Regions from separate parts of the Homo sapiens genome. Here regions 1, 2, 3, 4, 5 and 7 are each linked to region 6. Evidence: chromatin contacts called from ENCODE Hi-C or POLR2A ChIA-PET data. All regions are on one chromosome and are shown on one strand. The core of a region is the stretch at or near the end of the contact, and the rest is flanking DNA. Distances in the headings are between cores, read along the strand shown. Region 1 holds the start of FDX2-ZGLP1 (FDX2-ZGLP1 readthrough). Region 2 holds the start of MRPL4 (mitochondrial ribosomal protein L4). Region 3 holds the start of ZNF426 (zinc finger protein 426). Region 4 holds the start of SHFL (shiftless antiviral inhibitor of ribosomal frameshifting). Region 5 holds the start of DNMT1 (DNA methyltransferase 1). Region 6 holds the start of FBXL12 (F-box and leucine rich repeat protein 12). Region 7 holds the start of S1PR2 (sphingosine-1-phosphate receptor 2).

Evidence for each region. A loop is a pair of places that touch in the nucleus more often than their neighbours do. ChIA-PET counts read pairs that join two places held with the same protein, here RNA polymerase II (POLR2A). Pooled maps may share reads with other maps.
Region 1: a pooled map shows a loop between it and region 6 (4-fold over the local background). The contact joins the promoter of FDX2-ZGLP1 here to the promoter of FBXL12 in region 6. A Hi-C loop is called at or near these places in 1 of 50 pooled maps. POLR2A ChIA-PET finds 5 or more read pairs at or near these places in 2 of 52 experiments (CD4-positive, alpha-beta T cell and activated T-cell).
Region 2: a loop to region 6 is called in a map of naive thymus-derived CD4-positive, alpha-beta T cell, with 3 times the contacts of the local background. The contact joins the promoter of MRPL4 here to the promoter of FBXL12 in region 6. A Hi-C loop is called at or near these places in 2 of 168 maps with a recorded cell type or tissue (both naive thymus-derived CD4-positive, alpha-beta T cell) and 7 of 50 pooled maps. POLR2A ChIA-PET finds 5 or more read pairs at or near these places in 1 of 52 experiments (PC-9).
Region 3: a loop to region 6 is called in a map of CD8-positive, alpha-beta T cell, with 15 times the contacts of the local background. The contact joins the promoter of ZNF426 here to the promoter of FBXL12 in region 6. A Hi-C loop is called at or near these places in 2 of 168 maps with a recorded cell type or tissue (CD8-positive, alpha-beta T cell and naive thymus-derived CD4-positive, alpha-beta T cell), 3 of 37 single-sample maps with no recorded cell type and 11 of 50 pooled maps. POLR2A ChIA-PET finds 5 or more read pairs at or near these places in 1 of 52 experiments (Caco-2).
Region 4: a pooled map shows a loop between it and region 6 (7-fold over the local background). The contact joins the promoter of SHFL here to the promoter of FBXL12 in region 6. A Hi-C loop is called at or near these places in 8 of 50 pooled maps. POLR2A ChIA-PET finds 5 or more read pairs at or near these places in 8 of 52 experiments (BJ, HEK293, HEK293T and 5 more).
Region 5: a loop to region 6 is called in a map with no recorded cell type, with 15 times the contacts of the local background. The contact joins the promoter of DNMT1 here to the promoter of FBXL12 in region 6. A Hi-C loop is called at or near these places in 1 of 37 single-sample maps with no recorded cell type and 8 of 50 pooled maps. POLR2A ChIA-PET finds 5 or more read pairs at or near these places in 1 of 52 experiments (PC-9).
Region 7: a pooled map shows a loop between it and region 6 (16-fold over the local background). The contact joins the promoter of S1PR2 here to the promoter of FBXL12 in region 6. A Hi-C loop is called at or near these places in 4 of 50 pooled maps. POLR2A ChIA-PET finds 5 or more read pairs at or near these places in 3 of 52 experiments (Caco-2, GM10248 and OCI-LY7).

The regions. Positions count from the first base shown.
Region 1 is chr19:10,314,507-10,318,391 of GRCh38, forward strand. FDX2-ZGLP1 (FDX2-ZGLP1 readthrough) reads right to left here and starts at 1,509. Exons shown (of 9, transcript NR_176052.1): 1 at 1,346-1,509; 2 at 1,199-1,253; 3 at 880-1,047. FDX2 (ferredoxin 2) reads right to left here and starts at 1,509. Exons shown (of 5, transcript NM_001397406.1): 1 at 1,346-1,509; 2 at 1,199-1,253; 3 at 880-986. The coding sequence starts at 1,490. RAVER1 (ribonucleoprotein, PTB binding 1) reads right to left here. Exons shown (of 13, transcript NM_133452.3): 11 at 3,723-3,866; 12 at 3,184-3,267; 13 at 1,706-3,094. The coding sequence ends at 2,948. RefSeq lists silencers at 1,144-1,263, 2,397-2,588.
Region 2 is chr19:10,250,930-10,254,455 of GRCh38, forward strand. It overlaps MRPL4 (mitochondrial ribosomal protein L4), which reads left to right and starts at 1,285. Exons shown (of 9, transcript NM_015956.3): 1 at 1,285-1,381; 2 at 1,468-1,534; 3 at 1,622-1,772. The coding sequence starts at 1,325. RefSeq lists enhancers at 640-1,213, 668-817, 948-1,357, 1,214-1,787.
Region 3 is chr19:9,536,901-9,540,362 of GRCh38, forward strand. It overlaps ZNF426 (zinc finger protein 426), which reads right to left and starts at 1,745. Exons shown (of 8, transcript NM_024106.3): 1 at 1,675-1,745; 2 at 1,359-1,445. It overlaps ZNF426-DT (ZNF426 divergent transcript), which reads left to right and starts at 1,766. Exons shown (of 2, transcript NR_134921.1): 1 at 1,766-2,098; 2 at 2,506-2,830. RefSeq lists enhancers at 1,051-1,786, 1,793-1,842, 2,043-2,112, 2,767-3,462.
Region 4 is chr19:10,084,573-10,088,155 of GRCh38, forward strand. SHFL (shiftless antiviral inhibitor of ribosomal frameshifting) reads left to right here and starts at 1,745. Exons shown (of 8, transcript NM_018381.4): 1 at 1,745-1,876; 2 at 2,357-2,480; 3 at 2,679-2,728. The coding sequence starts at 1,856. RefSeq lists silencers at 1,444-1,663, 1,734-2,013.
Region 5 is chr19:10,193,561-10,197,495 of GRCh38, forward strand. It overlaps DNMT1 (DNA methyltransferase 1), which reads right to left and starts at 1,393. Exons shown (of 41, transcript NM_001130823.3): 1 at 1,260-1,393. The coding sequence starts at 1,339. RefSeq lists a silencer at 1,097-1,336 and an enhancer at 1,597-1,826.
Region 6 is chr19:9,817,586-9,821,535 of GRCh38, forward strand. It overlaps FBXL12 (F-box and leucine rich repeat protein 12), which reads right to left and starts at 1,494. Exons shown (of 3, transcript NM_017703.3): 1 at 1,143-1,494; 2 at 960-1,032. The coding sequence starts at 1,228. It overlaps LOC124900430 (small nucleolar RNA SNORA70), which reads left to right and starts at 2,369; the gene lies at 2,369-2,509. It also overlaps the pseudogene RPL10P15. RefSeq lists silencers at 986-1,145, 1,596-1,685, 1,906-2,055.
Region 7 is chr19:10,229,585-10,233,414 of GRCh38, forward strand. S1PR2 (sphingosine-1-phosphate receptor 2) reads right to left here and starts at 1,747. Exons shown (of 2, transcript NM_004230.4): 1 at 1,620-1,747. MIR4322 (microRNA 4322) reads left to right here and starts at 829; the gene lies at 829-901. RefSeq lists enhancers at 242-291, 372-451, 391-1,105, 2,252-2,301 and silencers at 632-681, 1,392-2,051.

The sequences.
Region 1 (3,885 bases), core at 259-2,758, 500 kb after region 6:
GCAGTGAGGTATGATTGCATCATGGCACTCCAGCATTGGCGACACAGCAAGGCTCCGTCTCTTGAAAAAAAAAAAGTGAGAAGTGCTATATATCATATCACACTGATAAGACAGAGTAACTAGGGCATGGGTACTTCAGCTGGGCTGAGGGGAATGGGATTGTTAGGGACATGACATTTACACTGAGGTCTGAAGGATGAGAAAGAGCCAGAATGTTTGCTGGGAAAGCACTTCAGACAGAGGGAACAGCAAATGTAAAGGCCCCGAAGCAGGAATGAGCTTGGTTGTTTGAGGAACCACAAGAAAGCCAGTGTGGGCTGGGCGCGGTGGCTCATGCCTGTAATCCCAGCATTTTGGGAGGCTGAGGCGGGTGGATCACCTTTCAGGAGTTTGAGACCAGCCTGGCCAATGTGGTGAAACCCCGTCTCTACTAAAAATACAAAAATTAGCTGGGCTTGGTGGTGGGCGCCTGTAATCCCAGCTAGTCTGGAGGCTGGGGCAGGAGAAACGCTTGAACCCGGGAGGTGGAGGTTGCAGTGAGCTGAGGTGCAGTAAGCCATTGCACTCCAGCCTGGGCAACAAGAGTGAAACTCCATCTCAAAACAACAACAACAAAAAGAAAGCCAATGTGGCTAGAATACAGGGAGGAAGGGGGAAGAGAACACAAAATCCTGGGAGCCAGGAGTCCTAGTGATCTCTAATAAATGCTTAACAAATAAGAGCTTGGCAACAGATGAGGCCATGGTGAGGGGTTTGGATTTTAGTCCATATTTGGTGGGAAAAAGACGTGAAGAGACACACCTAATTTGTGGGTTTTTTTTTTTTTTTTTTTGGACAAATGTATAAGGACCTCCTTAATTCCCTCTGCCCGGTTCCTACCTTCCAGGTCCACCCCGTGGCGCTGGGCCAGGTGAAGAACATTGTCCCCGACTCTGCCACTCACTGGGATCCGCTGGCCTGAGCGGTCTACGAACACCACGTTCACCCTGGGGACAGATGGAAGTGCGAATGCCGAACTGGATGATGGGCTCAGGGCCCGGGTAGAATCTAGGGTTAGGAAGTAGGAATTGAGGCTTGACGCACAGGTACTGAATAGGGCAAAGCAGAAGGGGGACCTCGAGATGAAGCTACAGGGCAAGATGGGGACCAGAGGAATTCCGTGGGATGAGGAATGGGGGACTTGGCCCCCTGCACTCACACGTCCCCGGGCCGCTCCGGGCCGCCCGCGTCCTCCTCTCCAGCCGGGCGCGAGCCTGGAAAACACGGTTCGGTGAGCGGCTGCGCCGAGCCCCGCCCCGCCGGCATCTGACGGATTAACGCTGCCCGCCCCGGGCGCCCCAGGTACCTGTCGCTTGAAACTTTCTGGTTGTCCCCAGCGCCACCCCCTCCCCCGACCCGGAAGTGCCCCCAGGTCTGTTCCACCAGGTGCCCCTGGCAGCCTGCAGTAGAACCCTGGCACTCACGCCTCCCCGGGCCATGGAGGCGGCCATGACATGCATCACGTGACTCACCGACTGAGCATGCGCCGCGCCAGGGAGGCGAGGGAAAGCCCATAATCAATGGAACATAAGCGCAGATGTTTGCTTAGGGCCTGCGGTGACCAGGTGGGAAGAGCAGGGCGGAATCCATCTCAGGTAAACCCGCGGGGCCATCCCAGACCTCCCACTCAAGCCCACTGTTTGTCCCAAGAACCAGCCAACTCTGATTTCTTTAAAACCATTTACTTACAAACTTTAATTCAGCAAAGGTCCGTGTGGGGAGACTGGGGTGGGGTCGGGGGAATAGTCCCCTTGGAGTGGATGTGGACCCCCAGAGTCAAGGGAGGGAAGCTGGTGGCCCAGTTGGCTGGGGGCAAGGCCCAGGGTCACCTCAGGTCGACAGGTCCTGCTGGTGGGCGGGCCCAGAGTTTATCTTCATGGAGTGCTGGTTTCTGGCACTGGGCTGGAAGGAGGCCAGCTCCAGGGATCTGGCCGGGGGTGGGCAGGCAGAATTCAAGAATTCATCTTCAACAAGCGAGTGACAGCAGAGGCTCCGGGAGATGGGCACAATGTCCGACTCCCACAGACAGACAGCAGGGGACTGGCAGAGAAAGCCCATCTCTGCACGGAGGCCCGGGTAGGAGGGGGTGGTGGGGCCGGTTCGCCAAGATGAAGGCTTTCCCCTTCTACTGTCCCCAGGGTGGAGATCCTGGGTAGGGTGGCCCAATCCCTAGGCCAGAGCTGTTTGGTCCATAGTCAAGCTCCCAGAGCTTGGCATCTGTGGCTCTGGCCAGCAGGGCCTGGGGCCCAGCTTTTAAGGCATCAGAAGGGGAGGGGGCTGCGGCAGGGACCCCGGGCCCCACGGCTGGGGTATAGGCCAGATGGGCAGGCAGGGGCAGGAGACAGCCATGCCTGCAGCAAATGTGGGAAAAACAGCTGTTTCAAACCGCAAGGTGTGGAATGGTGGCCCGGACAGGCCGGGCCTTGAAGGAATCAGAGCTGGGGGCTGTCCGGGGTGGTTTGAAAAATAAAACTTAGAAAAGGAAACAGAAGTCAGTTGTCAAAGTTAAAAAAAAAGGAGACAGTCTCTGTATCTTCACGGGAGGTCAGGGAAACCTCCAAGGCACTCGAAAGGCCAAAATTACAGGAGCAATGAGGCAGGAGGGCTCCGGAGAGACGGGCACAGCGGAGGAGGAGATGGGGGGAGGGAGGGAGAGCAGGCCGGGGCCCCTCTCTCTTAAGGCTGCAGGGTTTCAGCGTGGGGAGCAAGCCAGAGACATAATGAGGCCTCCAGACTCCCCCACACCCCTTGGGCTCCTGGGGCTCCGGCTGATTGGTCAGTAAAGTCTTTCAGAGATTTTTCTATTACCGAAAGAGAGAAAATGGTTTAAAAAAAACACAAAACAAAACATCAGAAAACCCAAAAGCGATTTGGTGCAGGCCCTTGAGTTATCTCTGGTGCCAGCCACTTAGAAAATCCTCTTCCGCTTCAGGTAGGAGTCCGCGTAGTGGCCGCCGAGGCCCTGGGAGTGCTGGCCCACATAGCTGCCTTCTGGGCTGGGCTCGGGCGAGGGCAGCAGGTGGGCAAAGCTGCGTTTCTGGCCGCCCAGTGGGGTCTGGAGACAGAGGGCAGGGCGGGGCGGGTCAGGGGCCGCTGGGGGGCCGGGGCTTCCCAGCCCTGCATGTCCCCACCCCCTGCCCGTACCTTCAGCAGGTGGCTGTGACCATTAGGCCCGGGGCTGAGGCCCAGGAGCCCTTCTCCGGACCCCAGCGGGGAAGAGCCGATTGCCTGGGAGAAATGGAGAGGTGGAACAGGTCACTCCCTGGGGGCCAGAGGAAGCACCCACCCCGCCCCCCTGCCACTGCCCCCCAGCCCTGAGGGAAAGCGAACAGTTTCAGGTTCAAATCTTGCTTCTGCTACTTTCTAGCTATAAGACCTAGGGCCAATTGCTCCATTTTATTTGAGCCTCGGTTTTCTCATCTGTCAGATGGGGCCAGTAGCACCCACAGCCTGGGCTGTAGAGAGAGGAAGTGACAGAAAGCCCGGAATGCTGGCAGTGCTAGGTGCTTGATGCAGAGTGGATGGAGGACAATAGGCTGTTGCTACTCCACCCTGAGCAAGACCAACCCCTGCCACCACCCCAGCTTTGGCCTGGGCACCGAGGGTTACAGAGCCCCGGTGGCAGGCACCCCCAAATCCTAGCTGTCCCAGGGGGCCTGTGCTTGGCCAGAGAGGTTCCTCACCTTACTGAGGTGGCTCTGCTTGAGGCCAGCCTGCAGGCCGCTGGTGAAGTAGGAAGTGGGCGAGCCTGAATAGAAGTGAGACAGGGGGCCCCCGCCACTCCCACCGCTGCTCCGTTCGCCGAAGCCACTGGGCGGGGGGGACATCTGTAGAAGAAGGGCCGGT
Region 2 (3,526 bases), core at 35-2,534, 430 kb after region 6:
GCGTACCTGTAGACCAGCTACTCAGGAGACAGAGGCAGGAGAATCCCTTGAGCTCTGGAGGTCGAGGCTGCAGTAAGCCATGATCTTGCCCATTGCACTCCAGCCTGGGCGACAGAGGAAGACCTTGTCTCTAAAAACCAAAACAAAGAAACTAAAAATAAGCATTCGGATTTGTTAGGGGGCGACAAGGGAGGCACTCCAGGATCTGTGGACTCCCCACTTTGTTCTGTCCTTGGAGAGCCCTGGAAGGTCTGAGAGGGGACGGGACCTGGTTTAAGGGGGTAGGGGAGAGGACCCTGGTCTAGGGGGTAAGGGACACAAATACCTAATCTGAGGGGTTTCGGGGGGACATGGCCCTGCCCTGGGGAATCTAAACTGGGAGGCATGGTCTGGCAGGCCCAATCCTGAAGGCTTTCTGAGGGCAATAAGGCCCTGCCTTTAAACAAATGAAAAAACGCCAGGCACGGTGGCTCACGCCTGTAATCCCAGCACTTTGGAAGGCTGAGGCGGGAGGATCACGAGGTCAGGAGATCGAGACCATCCTGGCTAACGCGGTGATACCCGTCTCTACTAAAAATACAAAAAATTAGCCAGGCGTGGTGGCGGGCGCCTGCAGTCCCAGCTACTCGGGAGGCTGAGGCAGGAGAATGGCGTGAACCCAGGAGGCGGAGCTTGCAGTGAGCCGAGATCGCGCCACTGCACTCCAGCCTGGGCAACAGAGCAAGACTCCGTCTCAAAAAAAACAAAAACAAAAACAAAAACAAAAACAAAAAAACAAATAAAAAAACAAAACCACATAACTGGATAAAGAAAAAACCATCTCCGACAGCCTTGGAGGCGGGATGAAGGCGTGGCCCGGTGGGCGTGACCAACAGCAAAAGTTTAAGCGTTATTGGCTGTATTCCTTAGTTGCTCACTCCAGAACTGCCCACTTATGGGCGGGGGTCACTCCTTCAGGCTTAACAGTCATTGGCTGAATTGGGCCAGAGAGGTCTCATTGGCTGAATTCCTGCACCGGCTCGTCGGAGGCGGGACCCAAAGTAGGCTAGGCCTACGGAAGCTGGGTCTTCTTGCTGTGAGGTCGCGTTCCCCAGTGTTACGGAGGGTCCTTGAGGCAGGAGTGAAAATTGGGTCTGGGGGTTAGTCCTGGGGTGGAGGTCTGGGCACGCCGGGTCGGACCCCCTCCATCTTCGGTTTTGCACACCCCGCTTTCCAGCGCGGAGTCGCGGCGGGTAGGGCGGCGTCGCGTGCGTGACGTCATCCAGCGGCGCCTCGCGAGGCTCCAGTGGCCTTGACCTCCCGCGGCGTGGGAGGCTGCGCGGCGATGCTGCAGTTCGTCCGGGCCGGGGCGCGGGCCTGGCTTCGGCCTACCGGCAGCCAGGTGAGGCCAGGGGCTGGAGGCGTGGTCGAAGGATGAAATTTGGGGGTGTCCAGGGGTCGTCTCTCACTTTCGCCCAACCCTTGCAGGGCCTGAGTTCCCTGGCGGAAGAGGCAGCGCGTGCGACCGAGAACCCGGAGCAGGTGGCGAGCGAGGGTAAGGCAACCGGGGTGGCTCCAGGAGGGGCGGCGACAGAGAGGTCTGACCCTTGACCCTAACCTCTGACCCCCGCAATCGCTCCAGGTCTCCCGGAGCCCGTGCTGCGCAAAGTCGAGCTCCCGGTACCCACTCATCGACGCCCAGTGCAGGCCTGGGTCGAGTCCTTGCGGGGCTTCGAGCAGGAGCGCGTGGGCCTGGCCGACCTGCACCCCGATGTTTTCGCCACCGCGCCCAGGTGAGCGAGGGCTGTAATGGTGAACTGAGTGGCAGAGGGATGAAGAGCGGGATTTCAGGAGTCACGATGACTTTGGGCTTGTACCCTTGGGAAAGTGCTGTATTTCTACAGCCTCCGTTTCTCCACCTGTCAAAGGGGAATGATGACAGTTTCCCCTGCTGTAGCGCTGTGTGAGATTGAAGCCTGAGAGGTGACATCATCTAAGGGTTAGGGAGACAGAATTCTGGAGCCCGACTGATTAGGTTCAAATCCTGCCTTCCCCTCTTGTCCCTCAGTGTCCCTATTTTGTCAGCGGTCGGGAGGTTGCTGTGATGAATAAATGACTTAATTCTGGCACATAATAAGTTCTATAGAAATGTTGATAATCTTTGTTAACTGGTTTTTGCAAATAAGAGCACTAAAAAGACTAAACCATTCCTCGGTGCCTGGAAGAGGCTGTTTGCATTTTAGTTACCCTGCTGTTCATAACATCTCTAAGAAAATGTAGGGGCCACCCTGGGCGCAGTGGCTCACGCCTGTAATCCCAGCACTTTGGGAGGCCAAGGCGGGCGGATCACGAGGTCAGGAGATCGAGACCATCCTGGCTAACATGGTGAAACCCCGTCTCTACTAAAAATACAAAAAAAAATTAGCCGGGCGTGGTGGCGGGCGTCTGTAGTCCCAGGTACTCTGGAGGCTGAGGCAAGAGAATGGCGTGAACCCGGGAGGCGGAGCTTGCAGTGAGCCGAGATCGCGCCACTGCACTCCATCCTGGGCAACACTCTGTCTCAAAAAAAAAAAAAAAAAAGAAAGAAAAGAAAATGTAGGGGCCAGTTACTGTGGCTCACATCTGTAATCCCAGCACATTGGGAGGCCGAGGTGGGCGGATCACTTGAAACCAGGAGTTGCAGACCAGCCTGGCCAACATGATGAAACCCCGTCTCTACCAAAAATACAAAAATTAGCCGGACGTCTTAGTGCAAGCCTGTAGTCCCAGCTACTCAGGAGGCTGAGGCATGAGAATCGCTTGCACCTGGGGAGATGGAGGTTGCAGTGAGCCGTGATTATACTACTGCACTCCAGCCTGGGCGACAGAGACAGACTCCATCTCAAAAAAAAAAACAGGTGAAATTGATTTCAATAATGTATTTAACCTGTATTTAAAACTATGTCGAAATCACATTGTAGCATGGGGCACTGGCCATGTTTCAGATGTTGAGTATGTGACTGTATGGAATGGTATAGAACTAGAGAGGAAAACCAGTCCCTGAAGAAGGTGGCAATAAGTGAAGTGTAATAGCAGGAAAAAAGTAATGGTAGGAAAAACAAGGAAGAAGGGGTGGCTTTTTTTTTCTGAGATGAAGTTTCGCTCTTGTCGCCCAGGCTGGAGTGCAATGGCATGCTCTCAGCTCACTTCAACCTCCGCCTCCTGGGTTCTACTAATTCTCATGCCTCAGCCTCCCGAGTAGCCAGAATGACAGACATGTACCACCGTGCCCAGCTAATCTTTGTATATTTTGGAGAGACATCACTTTGCCATGTTGCCCAGGCTGGTCTTACTCCTTGCCTCAAGTGATCCACCTGCCTTGGCCTCCCAAAGTGCCAGGATTCCAGGCATGAGCCACTGCACCTGGTCAGGGTGGCTCTTTCTTTAGAAGGTACCTTTCAGCAGTTATTGGAGCTGCTACCTGTAGGCTGAGAAAGAACCATCCAGGAGAAGAGTGTTTCAGGCAGAGGGAACAGCAAGTGCCAAGGCCCTGAGGCAGAATTTCAAG
Region 3 (3,462 bases), core at 495-2,994, 280 kb before region 6:
GAGGCCAGAAGATCATGAGGTCAGGAGTTCAAGACCGGCCTAACCAACACGGTGAAACTCCATCTCTACTAAAAATACAAAAATTAGCCGGGCGTGGTGTGCGGCTGTAATCCCAGCTACTCAGGAGGCTGAGGCAGGAGAATCGCTTGATCCTGGGAAATGGAAGTTGCAGGGAGCTGAGATCACACCACTGCACTCCAGCCTAGGTGACAGAGCAAGACTCTGTCTCAAAAAAAAAATAATAATAATAATAATGACAATCATTAATTAATCAAACATGAAACAGTGGCTCAAACAATCACCTACAGAATGGGAGTCAAATGATGATAAACAGTGAAAGTTCCGCAGTTCATTATCCATGAACCAAATTCACAAAAACTCTATAGGCCTCCTTCTACCAATAAGACTAAAACCCTAAAGTCACAAAAACCACAGTTCTGGACTCCTGGTATAGATCACACCTACTCCCAGGGGTCTCAAACTAGGGGTCCTAGGGCTGACTAGGCCCACAAATATTCAGTTTGGTGGCATCTGTATAGAATATTTAACTCTTTTTTTTTTTTTTTTTTTGGAGAGATGGAGTCTTGCTATGTTGCCCAGGCTGGTCTTAAACTCCTGGGCTCAAGAGATCTTCCTGCCTCAGCCTCTCAAAGTGCTGGGATCACAGGTGTGAGCCACTGTACCCAGCCAGCTTTTTTTTTTTTTCATTGATATACAATCAATGTAGCTTAAAATGCACACATCCTTCGTTTCTCTTTTTTTTCTTTTGAGACGGAGGCTCACTCTGTCTCCCAGGCTGGAGTGCAGTGGCACGATCTCAGCTCACTGCAACGTCCGCCTCCTGGGTTCAAGTGATTCTCCTGCCTTAGTCTCCCAAATAGCTGAGATTCCAAGACCCCACCACCACGCTCGGCTAATTTTTTTTCTATTTTTAGTAGAGACGGGGTTTCACCATCTTAGCCAGGCTGGTTTCAAACTCCTTAATCCAACCATCCTGTTCATTGTAAATTTGATTATTGTGATACTAGAATAATAAAGCCTTCATCCTTTCCCTCTGGAGGTCTGATTAAGAAGCTCTCTTGGGATGTACAGGCCTAGGAACTCCATTCGAAGATAATGAATTATTATTCTTAGTATTCTTTAGCAGAAAGACTTGCGGTCTACAAACGTTTATATTCACATACACAAATACGCACACCCTATAAACCTAAAAAGCATCTTTATCTTTCGCCATGAAAGTAATGGTCAAAAATAAAACACAACACAATAAGACGAAACCAAACTTACAGATGAAACATTCGTTTGCATAAGAGAAGACAGAAAAGGCCCCCTAGAACCAACTTTCACCCAGTGCTCACCGGAACACTCAGAAATCGCCAGGTCCCTGAACCGGGAAGATCCTGGGGACGGAGCCAACGCGGATGCAAAAGGCAGCAATTATTTTCCTGCCGGAAAAAAATTCACAAACGCTGCTTTGGAGGCCTTTGGAGAGGGGCGCACAGATGAAAACACCCTGCGGACACCGTAACTATAAACCCGACTCCTCCCGAGGAGCGACGGTCCGAGCGGACGCTAGCGGGCCCAGCAGACACGAGCAGAGCGGGCCAGGCCTCTCTAACGTCCGGGCCAAACCCGTCCTTCACCCCAAAACCAGTTCATCTCCTCGGAACTCACCCAGGCCAGTGAGGCCTTAACTCTGAAAGGCAAAAAGACTCTCAGGCGCTCACAGCCGGCGTCACAAAAGGAACGGCGCACCGCTGACGTCATTTACGCTCTCCGCCTCGGGCCAGGCGGGGTTTCGGGACTAGGGTTTCTGCCGTGTAATACCTCCTCGAGGCAGAAAAATTCTACTTTCCATCTGCTTGGCTGCGGAGGACCTTGGGGTGGGCTCAGCGTGGGGGCTGCAGGCAGAAATGGGTCCAGAAGGCAAGGTCGAGGTTAGAGCCAAGCCTGTGGGCAGGGCTACGGGCAGGGGGCGGGGAGGAATGTGGGTCCAGGCCCAGAGGAAAAGGTTGAAGTTATAGCCAGGCCTGTGGGCGAGGCCGCAGCAGGGCGGCCATAGGGGAAGGAGCCAATGTGTTATGCATGTAGAAAATAGGTAACTACGTCTTTTGCTCTGTTACTATTTCAACATTTGATGTAAAAAACATTTTCTATGCAGCTAAAAGAATTGTTTTTAAAAATAATTTCTAGGTTTTCTGCCTTGCTTTAAAACATCTTTTCTTTTTTTTTGAGACAAAATCTCACTCTGTCACCAAGGCTGGAGTTCAGTGGAGCCATCTCAGCTCACTGCAACCTCCACCTCCCAGGTTCAAGCGATTCTCCTGCCTCATCCTCCCAAGTAGCTGGAATTACAGGTGCATGCTGCCACACCCTGCTAATTTTTGTATTTTTAGTAGAGGCAGGGTTTTGCCATGCTGGCCAGGCTGGTCTTGAACTACTTGTCAGGCCTCTGAGCCCAAGTTAAATCATCATAAACCCTGTCACCTGCACGTATACATCCAGATGGCCTGGAGCAACTGAAGAACCACAAAAGAAGTGAAACAGCCAGTTCCTGCCTTAACTGATGACGTTCCACCATTGTGATTTGTTGCTGCCCCACCCCAACTGATCTCTTGACCTTGTGACATTCTTCTTCTGGACGAGTCTCAGGAGTTCCCCACCGAGCACCTTGTGACCCCCGGCCCTGCCAGCAAAAGATAACCACCTTTAACTTTCCACTACCTACCCAAATCCTATAAAACTGCCCCACCCCTATCTCCCTTTGCTGACCCCTTTCTCGGACTCAGCCCACTTGCACCCAAGTGAATAAACAGCCTTGTTGCTAACACAAAGCCTATTGGTGGTCTCTTCACATGGATGTGTGTAACATTTGGTTCCGAAACCTGGGACAGGGGGACTCCCTTGGGAGACTGGCCCCGTCCTCACCCTCACTCCGTGAGGAGCTCCACCTACTACCTCGGGTCCTCAGACTAGCCCAAGGAACATCTCACCAATTTCAAATTGGGTAAGCAGTCTCTTCACTCTCTTCTCCAGCCTCTCTCACTACCCTTCCATCTCTCTGTCCTTCCAATTCCAGTTCTTTTTCCTCTCCAGTAGAGACAAAGGAGACACATTTTATCTGTGGACCCAAAACTCCAGCTCCAGTCACGGACTCAGGAAGACAGTCTTTCCTTGGTGGCTAATCACTGTAGGGATACCTGCCTGATTATTCACCTACATTCCATTGGTGTCTGATCACTGTGGGGATGCCTGCCTTGATCATTCACCCACATTCCCTTGGTGGCAAGTCAATTGCAGGGCTGCCTGCTTTGGCTGCTTACCCACATTACAGCCCAGGGCTGCTCACCCCCACCCCACTCCACTGCCTTCTCCATGTCTCTACCTTTCTCTTTAAACTTACCTCCTTCACTATGGGCAATCTTCTGCCCTCCATTCCCTGTTCTTCTCCCTTAGCCTGTG
Region 4 (3,583 bases), core at 495-2,994, 270 kb after region 6:
CTGGAAAAACTTTAGAATATCTAGATTTGGGGGGTTTTATTGTTTGTTTTTTAGTCTTTTAAAAATAACTTTTTCCTTTTCTTTTTTCTTTTTTTAAAGACAAGGTCTTGCTATGTTGCCCAGGCTGGTTTTGAACTCCTGACCTCCAGTGATTCTCCCACCTTGACCTCCCAAAGTGCTAGCATTACAGGTGTGAACCATCATGCCCAGCTCCATTTATCTATCAATATTTTATATAACAGTTAACAGAATATATTGATATAATTGTATTTGTATATAATTTATAAATAATATCCATCTTTGAGGCCAGGAGTTTGAGACCAGCCTGGGCAACATAGTGAGACCCCGTCTCTACAAAAAAAATAGAAAATTAACCAGGCATAGTGGCATATGCCAGTAGTCCCAGCTACTTAGCAGGCTGAGGCAGGAGGATCGTTTGAGCCCAGGAGTTAGAGGCTGCAGTGAGCCACCATCAAACCACTGCACTCCAGCCTGGGCAACAGAGCAAGATCTTGTCTCAAAAAATAAATAAATGAATAAATATCCATCTGGGGGTGTAACTTTAACACTTTTACCTATAGGGGTGTGCAATGGAGAAAAAAATTTGGAGTCGTTGAACACAATGCTATTTTGCTCCTCAGAGAGTATCCGGCAGTCTCTGGAGACGTTTTTGGTAGTCACAACAGGGAGAGTAGGGAACCACTGGCATCTAGTGGGTGGAGGCCAGGGATGGTGTTAAATGTCCCCCAATACACAGGACAGTCCCCCACACAAAGAACTAGGCCGCCCAAAGTGTCAAGAGTGCTGGGCTTGAGAAGCCATTGCCCAAAAACCCCAGACTTAGTCTTGCTTTGGGGGCTCTGCACGGCTGCCTCATCTCCCCACTCTATTCCTCCCCTAGCTAAGACCTCCAATTTCAGTGACTCTACAAAGCATCCCCTCCTCCAATGAAGTTGCCATCTCTGTGTCCCCAGGCTGGGCCAGAGCCCCACCACCTAAGGGCTCCCTGATGTGCCCTGTACTGGGTTAGAATTGTCCGTCCCACGGGGTTCTTAACCATTGCAGATTCCCTGGATCCCTGAGACAGCCGGATTCTACCGGGCTACTAGAGACCAAGAATCTGTATTTTTCTCAAGCACCGCTCCCCCCAACCACACACACACTGCCTGCCCCTATCAAGGGCACACAGCAGGTGGCCCAGTGACTAGTTGAACGCCTACTGCAAGCCAGGCGCTATTACGCGATCCACTCGGGAATCTTGGCACATACTCCACTCCATGGTGTAGACACCAGGATTCTCCCCATTTCACAGAGGGGTAAACTGAGGTTGAGAGAGGTGACCGTAGCTAGGACAGAGACTCAGGGCAGGAAAAGGGCCCAGGTCCTCATGAGCGCCAGATTCCCGGGGAAGGAGGGAGAACAGAGAGGAGGGTGATGAACTGGGGGAGCGCGCGCTGGGTGGGGGGGCGCGGGGCCTCGCCGCGGCCTTCTGATGCGGCCCCGCCCCCACGAGGGACGTGAAGACGCGGACCCCGCGCAGCGTGGGGACATGTGACCGACTGCAGAGGCCGCGCCGCCTCCCCCGTCCGAGGTCTGCGCGCTCCGCCGCAGGGTGCAGACCCGGGGCGCCCGCCTGGGTTTGGGGCGCAAGAGCAGAGGCGGAGCCAGGGCGGAGCCAGCGCGCCGGGTCCCCCCTGAATCGAAAGCGAAACAGGGGCCGGGGAGGAAGGGCGGAGCCGGCCCCGAGGCACCGCCCCCTGCCCTGCGCGGCTGCTGGACCGACGGGCGCACCCAGGTAGGGGGGCGGCTGAGCCGCGCAGTGCGGACCCTCGCGGGGAACTGCGCCGCCGCCACCATGTCTCAGGAAGGTGTGGAGGTAAGCGATGGCTACGGCTGGGCCGGGGTCAGCCGCGACAGACCCCGAGGAGCGGCCGGGAGGCGCGGAGGGGGCTTCGCAGTTCCTGGGGACCCCCATCCTAGAACCCCAGATCCTTACCCCTGCCTGGCGCTCGCCCCCCTTGAAAAGGAAAGTGACTCCCACGTTTCCCCAGAGCGAAATGAGGCCTCCCCGAGGAAAAGCGGGGGCTGCAGGGTCAAAGGTCAGAGGCCAGAGATAACCTGGCCGCCCCCCCACACCTTAGGCTGGGACGCTCGCCCCAGTCCGCGCCTTCCCCCAACGCCCTGTGGGGACTTTGGCTTTTTCCAGGAAATGCCGTAAAGGGATGAAAGGCGGGGGGGGGGCGGCGGAGGCCAAAACCAAGGGTCAAGTTCGGGCCGGGAGAACGGTGCCTAGAGATGGGGGAGGGATGATCCCGTTTCCCCTTCCCCCACCGGAACCCCCCTGTCTCCATCCCAGCTGGAGAAGAGCGTCCGGCGCCTCCGGGAGAAGTTTCATGGGAAGGTATCCTCCAAGAAGGCGGGGGCTCTGATGAGGAAATTCGGCAGCGACCACACGGGAGTGGGGCGCTCCATCGTGTACGGTGAGGCTGCAGGGGTCCCGGGCCTGGTGCGGGGACCGCGCGTGGGAGCGCCGAGGGGGCGTGGTCTAGGGAGAGGCGTTGAGATCACCTCCCCCGGAGGTCCCAGCCTTGGGGAGGCTCTGCGTCGCGGCTCTGGGTGGCCTGGAACTCCCACAGACCCTTCAAGGGCCCTTCCCTTATATGCACTCTCCCCCGCAGGGGTAAAGCAAAAAGATGGCCAAGAACTAAGTAACGATCTGGATGCCCAGGTAACCTATCCCCTCCCCTCGCAAAGGACCGGGTCACGGGAGGGAGAGCAAGAGGGGGGACCCGACCCGTTCATGGTGACTGACCCCCCTCTGAAACAGGAGGGACCAGGCATTGTCGGTCCATAACTCATCACCCAATCTCACTTTTTCACCTCTCCATCATTTGTCCGGCCAGGGAGCCTGCAAACAGTAGGCGCTCATTATGTGCTGATTGTATTCAATGGGGGAGAGAGCCATGAAACTAAGCAATGAAAGGAGCCAGGATTATTGCCATCATAGCGGGGGCGCAGAGGTCAGAGAAGGCTTACTGGAGGAGGAGGTACCAAGTCTTAAAGGATGGGGAGGAGTGAGCCCTGGGAGGGGAAAGGGAAAGAAAGGCAGGGGTCTTGGGGTGGGGGAGGGAATGGCATAAGCAAAGGCTGGGAGGTGGGGAAGGGTTGTTAGTGGCAGTCTCTAGAAAGGCTAGGATGAGCAGAGGATTGGGGAGGAGAGAGAGGCAGGGGAATGGAACCCTTGTGTTGAATGAATGAATGAATGAATGAATGAATGAATGAATGAATGGCTTTGAAGCACAGGTGCATCATGGCTACTTTGCTTCTTTGACAGCTTTGGTGATGGGAACGCTGTGGATTTAGCCTGCCTGAAAGGCTTAGTGTAGGGCTGTTAAAGAGTATAATAGGCCAGGCGCGGTGGCTCACGCCTGCAATCCCAACATTTTGGGAGGCCGAGGCGGGCGGATCACCTGAGGTCGGGAGTTTGAGACCAGCCTGACCAACATGGAGAAACCCGTCTCTACTAAAAAATACAAAATTAGCTGGGCATGGTGGCGCATGCCTGTAATCCCAGCTACTCGGG
Region 5 (3,935 bases), core at 143-2,642, 380 kb after region 6:
GCCTTGTTGCCCAGGCTGGTCTCAAACTCCTGGCTCAAGAGATTCGTCCGCCACTGCCTCCCAAATTGCTGGGATTACAGGCATAAGCCACAGCACCCAGCCTTCAAAAAAAAAAAAAAAAAGAAAAGAAAAAAAGCGGGGGTTGAACCAAATATCCATCCCTCCCCAAAGACCCAAATCAGAACCGGACTGGCCCAACCAGGTCAGTTAACAAGCCTAAGGAAATAGAAAAATGGCAAAGAGTGCTTTCACAAATCCAGCTGGAAGTGTCCACGCCTGGTGAGGGTTCCTCTGACTCACGCACACCTCACTTGAACAAGTTTTCAGGAATGAACTGATGGCGTTCATGAACAAGGGGCTGGGACCAGTGCTCCCACTGATCCTTGTGCACGGAAGTTGGACAGAGGCATGAACTGCTAAAGCCAGGGCCTCCAACATTAGACACACACTAAAGAACACACCCATGAACACACACAAACACACACGAAAGTGTAGCCAGTTCTCATTAGCAAGACTTCCCTGATGCCCACGGCTCACAGGCACAGATTTACAGGAAAAGACCAACCATGCAGCCTTCACGCTTCCCGGGCCCTGCGCTGCAATGCACGGTTAAAGTTCCTGCCAAAACATGGACTTTCCCAAGGAGCAAGAACCACACAGTCCCAACTGACAGAATGAGTACCCCACGGAAGGCTGGGCTCTCGAACATGAGCCAGCCCAGCCCAGGCCCCGACGGGTGACATCCGTCTCTGGAGGCCGCCATCGAGATGCACAGCTTTGGGGGAAAGGCACTGAGGGACCCCCCACCACAGAAGCGCCCCCGGGGACCGGGCCGGACACCGGAAGTGGAGGCCGAAGTGCCGGTGCCCGAGGGGTGTCCGTTGGCCGCGGGCTGCCCACTTCCTGTGCGACCAAGCTGGAGTCAAGAGCCCGGCCCACCGCTGCTTGAAGAAGGGGACCCCGGAAACGAACCCAAAGCTTGCTGTATTTGGGGATCAAAAGAGAACCCCCACCCCGCCTAGTTTCTAGCCACCAGGGAGCTACGGGGGAATCCACGGTCCATTTTGGCGCCAAACAGCCCGGGCACGCGCGACCGGAAGTGCCACCCTGCCCGCGCCAACTGCCGCTGCGCGCCGCACCACCCCACGCATGCGCGCCCGTCTGTCAGCAGCGGCCACCGGCCACCCCGAGGGGAAGCGACCCCCCACCCAGCGCCCTGCCTGTCCCCCTGAGTCCGTGTTCCCCCCCATGGTACCTACCGCCTGCGGACATCGTCGGGCAGCGAGATGGCCGGGACGGCCAGTGTGGGCACCCGGGCTGGGGCGGTACGCGCCGGCATCTCGGAGGCTTCAGCAGACGCGGCGGCGGCAGCGCAGGCGCCCCGGCTTTTCGCGCGGAAACCGATGGGGAGGGGCGATGAGCGGAGGCGGCGTCTACCACCCCAGTCCGGGCGTGGGGGAGGAGGGGATGTACCAAACGGAGAGAGGCGATACCCTGTGCAGAAGGATGGAACGGAGCCGGCCATGCCCAGGGAACACGCATGCGCAAGGCGGGCACACACCCCCCCCACGCGGAGCAGTGGGCTCGTCCAAGCTCCACGGTTTGCTGGGAGGTGGGCACGGTGCCCGAGGCATTCATTCATTCATTCTTTCAGGTGTGATGGGGATAAAGCAGCGAGAAGCCCCCAAGGGTTTGTGAGAGCCCTTGAGTAAAGTCCTCAGTTCCAATCCAACCTCCATCTATTTGCTGGCTATACGACCTTAGGTGGGTCACTACGGCTCAGCCTCTGTGTCCTCATCTGTAAAACGGGGTAATTGCACCTACTCTAGAAAATCTTGAGTATACACAGAATTTGTAGCTAGTACCAAGAATCTCACAGTGTATAGAGGCCCATGCCACTTCTATACCCAGTGTGTGGGGGGTTTTTTGTTGCCTTTTTTAAGCACCACGTGGCTCACGCCTGTCATCCCAGCACTTTGGGAGGCCAGGGTGGGAGGATCGCTTGAGCCCAGGAGTTTTAGACCAGCCTAGGTAACATAGAGAAACTGCATCTCAAAAAAAAAAAAAAAGAAAGAAAGAAAGAAAGAAAAAAAGAAAAACAAAAATTAGCTAGTCGTTGTGGCATGTGCCCATAGTCCAAACTACTCCAGAGGTTGAGGCAGGAAGATCACTTGAACCGGAGAGGCAGAGGTTGCAGTGAGCCATGATTGTACCACTACATTCCAGCCTGGGAGACAGAGCAAGACCTTGTCTCAAAAAAATAAAAATAAAAAGTAAGAATAAATTAAGAAGCACCATGTCAGGCGCAGTGGCTCACGCCTGTAATCCCAGTGCTTTGAGAGGCCCAGGTGGGAGGATCGCTTGAGGTTAGGAGTTCAAGACCAGCCTGAGCAACATAGGGATACCCCATCTCTACAAAAAATACAAAGATTTGCTGGGCATGGTGACACACACCTGTAATCCTAGCTACTTGGGAGGCTGAGGTGGGAGGATGGCTTGAACCCTGGCAGTGTAGGCTGCAATGAGCCATGATTGGGCCACTGGACTCCTGCCTGGGCGACAGGGTAAGACCCTGCCTCACTCTGTCACCCCGGCTGGCGTGCAGTGGTGAGATCTTGGCTCACTGCAACCTCTGCCTCCCAGGTTCAAGCGATTCTCATGCCTCAGCCTCCCTAGTAGGCTGGGATTACAGGCGTACTCCACCACGCCTGGCTAATTTTTGTATCTTCGGTGGTAGAGACAGGGTTTCACCATGTTGGCCAGGCTAGTCTGGGACTCCTAGCCTCAAGCAGTCCACTTGCCTCAGCCTCCCAAAGTGCTGGGATTATAGGCCTAAGCCACCGTAACCAGCCAGAATTTTTTTTTTTTTTAAAGCACCAGAACATGGGGGAAAGATTGTGTCTTTAACAAATGGTGCTGAGAAAACTGTATAACCACATACAAAAGAATGAAGTTGGACCCTTACCTTACACCATATACAAAAACACAAAACTTATTAAAGATTAAACATAAGACCTGAAACTATAGTGCTCCTAGAAGAAAACATGGGGAAAAGCTTCATGACAATGGATTTGGCAATGATTTCTTGGATATGACAGCAAAACACAGGCAACAAGACAAAAGATAGACAAATGGGTTTGCAACAAACTTAAGGATAGCTATACAGCAAAAGAAATGACCAACAGTGAAAAGGCAACCTACAGAATGGGGAAAAAAAAAGTTTGCAAACTGTATTATCTGGTAAAGGGTTAATATCCGGAATATATGAAAAATTACAGCCAGGCATGGTGGTTCATGCTTGTGATCCCTGCACTTTGGGAGGCCCGGGTAGGCAGATCACTTGAGCCCGGTAGTTTTAGACCAGCCTGAGCAACATGGCAAAACCTCGTCTCTACCAAAAAAAGAAGAAAAAAATTATATAAAAAATAAATTACTACCCGTCAGGCTTGGTGGCTCACGCCTGTAATCCCAGCACTTTGAGAGGCCAAGGCGGGTGGATCACCTGAGGTCAAGAGTTTGAGACCAGCCTGGCCAACATGGTGAAACCCTGTCTCTCCTCAAAATATAAAAATTTGCTGGGCATGGTGGTGTGCCTGTAATCCCAGCTACTCGGAAGGCTGAGGCAGGAGAATCACTTGAACCTGGGATGCGGAGGTTGCAGTGAGCCGAGATTGCACCATTGCGCTCCAGCCTGCGCAACAAGAGAGAAACTCTGTCTCAAATAAAAATTTAAAAAATAATAAATTTCTACAATGCAACAACAAAAACTCGATTTACAAATGAGCAAATGGGCTGGGTGCGGTGGCTCACACCTGTGATCCCAGCACTTTGGGAGGCCCAGGCGGCAGGCGGATCACGCGGTCAGGAGATCGAGACCATCCTGGCTAACGTGGTGAAACCCCATCTCTACTAAAAATACAAAAAATTAGCCAGGC
Region 6 (3,950 bases), core at 244-2,743:
CAGCACTTTGGGAGACTGAGGTTGGGGGACAGCTTCAGTCCAGGAGTTCGAGACCATCCTGGGCAACATAGCAAGACTCTGTCCTTAAAAAAAGAACTTCAAAAGCAACTGTATTAAAGGGAGTTACAGATGGATATATACAGTAAAATTGTTTAAAAGTAGAACACTATCTAAATAGTAGAACAGCATTACCCGAAGTTCAGAAATACATTACTAACACTATAATTGTTTTTGGACACACACATATGAAGTAACGTAAAAGGAAGGGTGCAAATTCACTTTATAATAGCAATTATCTATGAAGACAGTTTCAAAAAGGGCAACAAATATATCTATAAATGTTTTGAGCCAGTTGCTGTGGCTCATGCCTGTAATCTGAACACTTTGGGAGGCTAAGTCGGGAGAATCACTTGAGCCCAGGAGTTCGAGACCAGCCTGGGCAGCATAGTGAGACTCCGTCTCTACAAAAAATAAAAAATTAGCAGGTGTAGTGGCGAGCGCCCGTGGTTCCAGCTACTCAGGAGGCTGATGCGAGAGGATCGCTTGAGCTTGGGAGGTCGAGGCTGCAATCGCACCACTGCACTCCAGCCTGAGCAGCAGAGCGAGACTCTGTCTCAAAAACAAAACAAAAACTTGATAACATAGTCATAAATTAGCATTTATCGAATGATAAATATGTGCCAGACTGTTCTAAGCCCTTTCCCTGCGTGATCTCAGTGAAGTCCCATAATAGCCCCGTGAGGCAGGTACTGTCCTTTATCCCCATTGCAGGGATGAGGAAATTGAGGCCCTGAGGTCGAAGAGGAGCTGGTAAGCGATGATGCCGAGATAGGCCCCGGATCGCCTGGCTCTAAATCCCCAGCCCGGGCCCCGACACACAGTCCCAGGGTGGGAGAGGTGGTCTTCGGGGTCCGGGCACCGCGACCGCGGCCCAGGCCCGCCCGGCCAGCTGCGCGTACCGTGTAGAGCGTCAGGTCGACATGTCGCCACAGCCACCGGTCGTCCACCAGCCTCTTCCAGCGGTGACAGACCCTGGGGGAGGGGACGCGCGGTTAGAACGACCCCAGCCCCGGGCCACATCGCATCTCCAGGTGCCAGCTGCGCCCTCCGCCCTGCCCTTCCCCCCGGAGGCGGGGCCGCACCTGGAGATGCGGATCCGGTCCCGTACCGGGAGGTAAGAGAAGATCTCGAGCAGGACCGAGTCCGGCAGTTCGACCAAAGTCGCCATGATCCCGCCGACACGCACTTCCGCTTCCGGTTAAAGAGACCCGAGGGGTCCTGGGGGCGCCGAGGCGGCTGACAGGGCGGCGGCCGCGACCTTCCCGTAGCCGGTCGAGAAATTTGACCTTCCTCTCGCTGGGAAGTGATTCGGTCCCAGGGCCGGACCAGCCGCGGATGGGGACCAGAAACCAGCCTGGAAAGCGTGGCTGAGGCAGTGAGAGGCTTGCGGGAGGTGGCTGAGGCGTGATTTGGCCGCGACTGGGAACTAAGACCAAGTCCAGAAGGCGGGGCTGGAGTGAGGCGAAGCTCGGAGGCGGGGCTAGAGACGAGGACCAAGTCCGGAAGGCGTGGCCGGGGTGGGGTGAGGATCGGAGGCGGGGCTAGAGACCAGGACCAAGTCCGGAAGGCGTGGCTGGGGTGGGGCGAGGATCGGAGGCGGGGCTAGAGACGGGGACCAAGTCCGGAAGGCGTGGCTGGGGAGGGGCGAGACCCGGGGACGGGGCTAGAGGCGAGGCCCAAGCCCGGAAGGCGTCGCTGGAGTTGGGCGAGGCTCAGGGGCGGAGCCAGAGAACGGAACCAAGTCCAGAAGGCGGGGCTGGGGCGCGGCTAGGGGGCGGGGCTAGAGACGAGGACCAAGTCCAGAAGGCGTGGCTGGGGTGGGGCGAGGATCAAGCCCGGAAGGCGCGGCTGGAGCGGGGCGAGGCCTAGGTGGGGCTGCAGACGAGAACCACGCCTTGGAGGCGTGGCTAGGGCGGGTAGAGGCTCGGACAACCGCTGGAAGGCGGGGCTGGGGCGGGGCGAGACCTTGGGGGCGGGGTTGACGACGAGGACCTAGCCGAGAGGTCGTGGTCTGGACGGAAACCAGGCTGCAGCAGGACCAGGCGCCAAGGGCGTGGCTGGGGAGCGATGGAGACGCTCGGAAGGTGGGGAGCGGGGGACGGAGACAGGGAGAAGACTACGCCATGAAGGCGTGGTTGAGGCGGGGCGAGGCCTGTGGGTCTGGCCCCGAGCGAATGGCTTGGTAGAGAGTCAGAGAACTCTATTTTTTTACTTAATGATGCTTCTTGATGTCTATGCACAAGGATAAATTTGTATTACTGGAATATCGTGGCCAAAGGACCTGTTGAATTTTTCACTTTCATTGATACTACAGATATTTTCTGAATTGGCAAGTCCACCAAGAAACTATAAAAATGTGTGTGTGCAATGGCTGCACACAGCAGCTTCCTTGGTAGTGTACGCAGCCTGTTGGTTGTATGGGTTGCTCTAAGGGACCTTGGAGACAGGCCTTTCCGATGGATGTTCATGTTTCTAACCTTGCACTACCACAATGTAGGCTCCAAACAGGCATGTGAGGTGCCTTTGGAAAGCCCCAGGGCACTGTGGCCAGGGTTGACATTGGCCAAGTTATCATGTCCATCCGCACCAAGCTGCAGAACAAGGAGCATGCGATTGAGGCCTTGCGCAGGGCCAAGTTCAAGTTTCCTGGCCGCCAGAAGATCTACATCTCAAAGAAGTGGGGCTTCACCAAGTTCAATGCTGATGAATTTGAAGACATGGTGGCTGAGAAGCGGCTCATCCCAGATGGCTGTGGGGTCAAGTACATCCCCAATCGTGGCCCTCTGGACAAGTGGCTGGCCCTGCACTCATGAGGGCTTCCAATGTGCTGCCCCCCCTATTAATACTCACCAATAAATTCTACTTCCTGTCCAAAAAAAAAAATGTGTGTGTGTGTGTGTGTGTGTGTGTGTGTATATATATATATATATATATATACACACACACACACACACGCACGCCTCCTGAAGCCAGGAGGCGGAGATTGCAGTGACCTGAGATCGCGCCACCACACTCCAGCCTGAGTGACAGAGCGAAACTCCGTCTCAAAAAAAAAAAAAAAGAATATGAAAGAGATTGTGGAGGTTGCAGTGAGCCCAGATCGCGCCACTGCACTCCAGCCTGTGCGACGGGTGCGAGACTCCATCTCAAAAAAAAAAAAAAATCATGTTACTGCAAAGGACATGATTTCATTATCTTTTTTTTTTTTTAAATTTGGGACAGGGTCTCTCTCTGTCACCCAGTCTGGAGTGCAGTGGCGAAATTATAGCTCACTGCAGCCTTAACCTCTGGGGCTCAAGTGATCCGATCCTTCCACCTCAGTCTCCCGAGTAGCTGGGACTGTAGGCACATGCCAACACGCCCGGCTAATTTTTGTTTTGTTTTTTGAGATGAAGTCTTGCTGCATCACCCAGGCTGGAGTGCAGTGGCACAATCTCGGCTCACTGCAACCTCCGCCTCCCAGGTTCAAGTGATTCTCCTGCCTCAGCCTCCCGAGTAGCTGGGACTACAGGCGCCCGCCACCATGTCCGGCTAATTTTTATGTTTTTAGTAGAGATCAGGTTTCACTATATTGGCCAGGCTGGTCTCAAACTTCTGACCTCAGGTGATCCACCTGCCTCAGCTTCCCAGAATGCTGGGATTACAGGTGTGAGCCACTGCGCCCGGCTAATTTTTGTATTTTTTTCTAGAGCCGGGGTTTTGCCATGTTGCTCAGGCTGGTCTTGAACTCCTGGGCTCAAGTTCTTCCTGCCTCAGCCTCCCAAAGTACTAGGATTACAGGCGTGAGCCACCACGCCCAGCTGATTGCATTTTTTTTATGGCTGCATTACGTGTGTCTTCTTGGCTTGTTGCCCTCCTATATCAGACTGAATTCTGGGGTGGCAGGTGGG
Region 7 (3,830 bases), core at 497-2,996, 410 kb after region 6:
TGGCCTTTCCTCAAATCTTTGAATGACTGTCTCCCCATCTTTCAGAAAGGCAGGCCCTGTGGTTACAGTTCCCCCTGGTCACCCATGGAGCCCGTGGTAGCCACCCTACCTTATAGAAAGTGACCTTTCTATTTAAAGGTCACTTCCTCAGAGGGGACTCCCCTGACCCCCAGTCTACAATAGCAGCCATCTCCAAGCCTTTTCTAATCACAGAATCTCGTTTTATTATCTGCACAGCGCTTGCCACTATGGGAAACTATCATGATATCTTTCCTTTTCTGTCTGGCTTCCACCTAGACAGTCAATGCCTAAGGCCAGGGAGCAAGTCAGTTATCAGCCCCTACAGGGATGCCTGGCACAAATAAAACACTCAGAAAACGTGTGGAATGGGCAAATGAATGAATGAATGAATGAACCAATGAACAAAGGAGACCCTAGTGGGTTCCCAAGGGTGGAAACTCCTAAGCTCAGCCCAGACCCAAACAGCAACAAAGGAGCCTGGAGACACCTCTGGTCCGCGGGCAGCGCCCCCATCGCCCACCATCAACCAGGCAAAGCCCAGCGTGTCTCCATGGAGATGGCAGCAGGACCCGACCCCGTGCTGGCCCGCACTCTCGGCCTCCTTATCTGGTTTAGGAATGCGCGGTATCCACGCTCGCTCGCGCGGGAGCCACGCCTCCTCTCCCCCCCGCCCCCGAGACCGCCACACGCGCGGGGCCCCCACGTCTCCAAGCGGCACTGGAAGGATTCCTCTCCGTCCCGCCAGGGGTCCCGCCTCGAGATTCTGGGAAGACTGGGGGTGGGGGACCAGATCGCAGCAGCAGCTGCACCGCGAGTTCCGCGCCTGGCCGTGTCGCCCCACGAGGGGGACTGTGGGCTCAGCGCGTGGGGCCCGGAGCATCTGACAAGGACAGAGACAGAGGAGGGGGTGGAAATCCCCGGGTGAGTCAACCCGTGCCTGAGAAGGGGGCGAGTTCCGACGCTCCGCCCGGCTCGGGGCCACGCGAGGTCCGCGCCACGCGCGCCTTCACCCACGACCCATCCCTGAGCCGGAGTTGAAAGAGGAGGCGTCTGAGCCACGCAGTCACTTTCTCTTTCCTTACAAAACAAAGCCACGCCCCCCGCCGGGGGACCGGAGGAGGCAAACAACTTGGGGAAACCGAGGCAGAAAGCCCGACGTCCGACCGCCCTCCCCGTGGGTGCCGCCCCTTGGCTTGGAGGCTCCACGGCGCGCACATCCTTTTGCCCTCGCTCAGCCGGAGTCAGCCAGGAGGGGTGTTGCCCCCCCCCAAACACACTCCCCAAGACCCCGGTCCCCGAGCACGGCGTCCTGCCTCCCAAAGACTCCAGTCGAAAGCGCTCGGATTCAGCCTTCTCCCCGGCGCCAACTTCCTGCCGCTGAGAAAGGCGGGGAGCACAGTCTGCGGGTTCGCGGCCGAGGCAGTGGGGGCCGCCCGGATTCTTGGAGAGGGCGCACTGTGACCACCCGCTCCGTGCAGCAGGAACCCAGGCGGCGCGTGCGCGCCCCAGCCCCCCGATTGGGGCCCCTCAGCTCGGATCCCGAGACCTCAGGGGACCAGGCCCGCCTTTTCTGCCTCCTTGTCGCCACGCGCGCTCACCTGGCTAGGCCGGCCCGGCTCCCGGCCCTGGCCGGAGGGGCCTTGGCGTCTGCGTCCCCAGGGCGGCCGCGGCTGGGGCTGGGGTTGCCAGCCGGGCTCGGCTAAGTCCCGGGGCTGGGACGAGGGACAGAGGGGGGGGCGGAGAGCCGCCGCCTCTGCCCCCCGCTCGCCCCGCCCTCCTCTCCTCCCCTTTCCGGCGGCGGCTGCAATGAATTCCAGATGTGACCGGCCGGCTGGCCGGGGCGCACGCGGGGGCCGACAGGAGCTGCACGGAGGGCCCTTTGTCCGCCCCCCCCACCCGATCTCTCACTCTGCCCCTCCCAGCCCCCACCCGTGAGAACCGGCCGGCGCGAAACGTCACGCAGCCTGGTGACGTCACAGTACTCCTGGCCAGGTGGCCTCAACCTGAAACAACTGTCTTCAACCCCAGGTTACCTCTGGGCTTACCCCTGGGACCCTGGACTTGGAAGAAAACACGAGGTCACATTTATTGACTCAACAAAGAGCCTTGGAAGTACCTACTAGGTGTCAACGCAGCAAATAGGCATTAAGTGCCTACTGTGTGTCCACCCAACAAATAAATTCCTACTAAGTGCGATGTCCTGTCCCAAAGACAAAATTGATCTCTTTTTTTTTTTCTTTTTTTGAGACATGGTCTTGCTCTGTCATCCAGGCCAGAGTGTGGTGGCTCAATCATAGCTCACGGGAGCCTCAGCCTCCTGCCTCAGCCTCCAGAGTAGCTGGGACTACAGGTGCGCCATCATGCCTGGCTAATTTTTTGCAGTTTTTTGTAGAGATGGGGTCTCGCTGTGTTGCCCAGGCTGGTCTTGAACTGCTGCATTCAAGCAATCCTACTGCCTCAGCCTCCCAAAGTGCTGGAATGACAGGCGTGAGCCACTGTGCCTGACCAGTCTCTCCCTTGATAGGACCTCCAGAATTCAGGTGCTGCCCTGTTTCCCTTGGGGGACTGGGGACACTCCACACTCTTTCCTGCCTCTGTAGATCACTGTCCCCTCTGGCGGGGCCCAGTTTGTGCCTGCCTTCCAGCGTCGGGCCCAGTCTTCTATCCAGATTTCCAATTTTCACTAATTCCTGGGCATTTCTGTGTGCCTGCCTGCGGAAATGATGGACACTACACCTTCATCGAATGATGTGTGTGTGTGTGTGTGTGTGTGTGTGTGTGTGTGTGTGTGTAACCAGCAGTTCGACAACAGGATAGGAAAGCCCCTCATTCCAGCAACAAAATTTTTTTGTTTGAGACAGAGTCTTCCTTTATCTCCCAGGCTGGGGTGCAGTGGTGCCATCTCAGCTCACTGCAACCTCTGCCTCCCAGGTTCAAGCTATTCCTGTGCCTCAGCTTCACAAGTAGCTGGAAATACAGGCGCGTGCCACCACGCCTGGCTGATTTTTTTGTATTTTTAGTAAAGACAGGGTTTCACCATGTTGGCCAGGCTGGTCTCGAACTCGTGACCTCAAGTGATCCGCCTGCCTCGGCCTCCCCAAGTGCTGGGATTACAAATGTAAACCACAGCACCTGGCAACAAATATTTTTTATGCACCTACTGGGCACAGCAGTGAACAACAACAACAGCAACAAAAAGGAAAAACTCCTTGACCAGATGGATTTTTTTTTTTTTTTGAGACAGAGTCTAGCTCTGTCGCCAGGCTGGAATGTAGTGGCACTATCTCGGCTCACTGCAACCTCTGCCTCCCGGGTTCAAGCGATTCTTCTGCCTCAGCCTCCTGAGTAGCTGGGATTACAGGCATGCGCCACCATGCCCAGCTAATTTTTGTAGTTTTAGTAGAGATGGAGGTTTCACCATGTTGGCCAGGATGGTTTCGATCTCCTGACCTCATGATCTGCCCGCCTTGGCCTCCCAAAGTGCTGGGATTACAGGCATGAACAACCGTGCCTGGCCAACCCAGTGGATCTTATGTTCAGGTGGGAAATATGGCTTTTTATGAGGGTACCATTTGTGAAAATGTAGACATTATATGTTATAAACATAATCTGGCCAGGCACGGTGGCTCACGACTGTAATCCCAACAGTTTGGGAAGCCAAGGTGGGTGGATTGCTTGACCCTAGGAGTTCTAGATTAGCCTGGGCAACATGGTGTAACTCCATCTCTACAAAAAATATAAAAATTGGCTGGGCATGGTGGCTCACGCCTGTAATCCCAGCACTCTAGGACTCCAAGGTGGGTGGATCA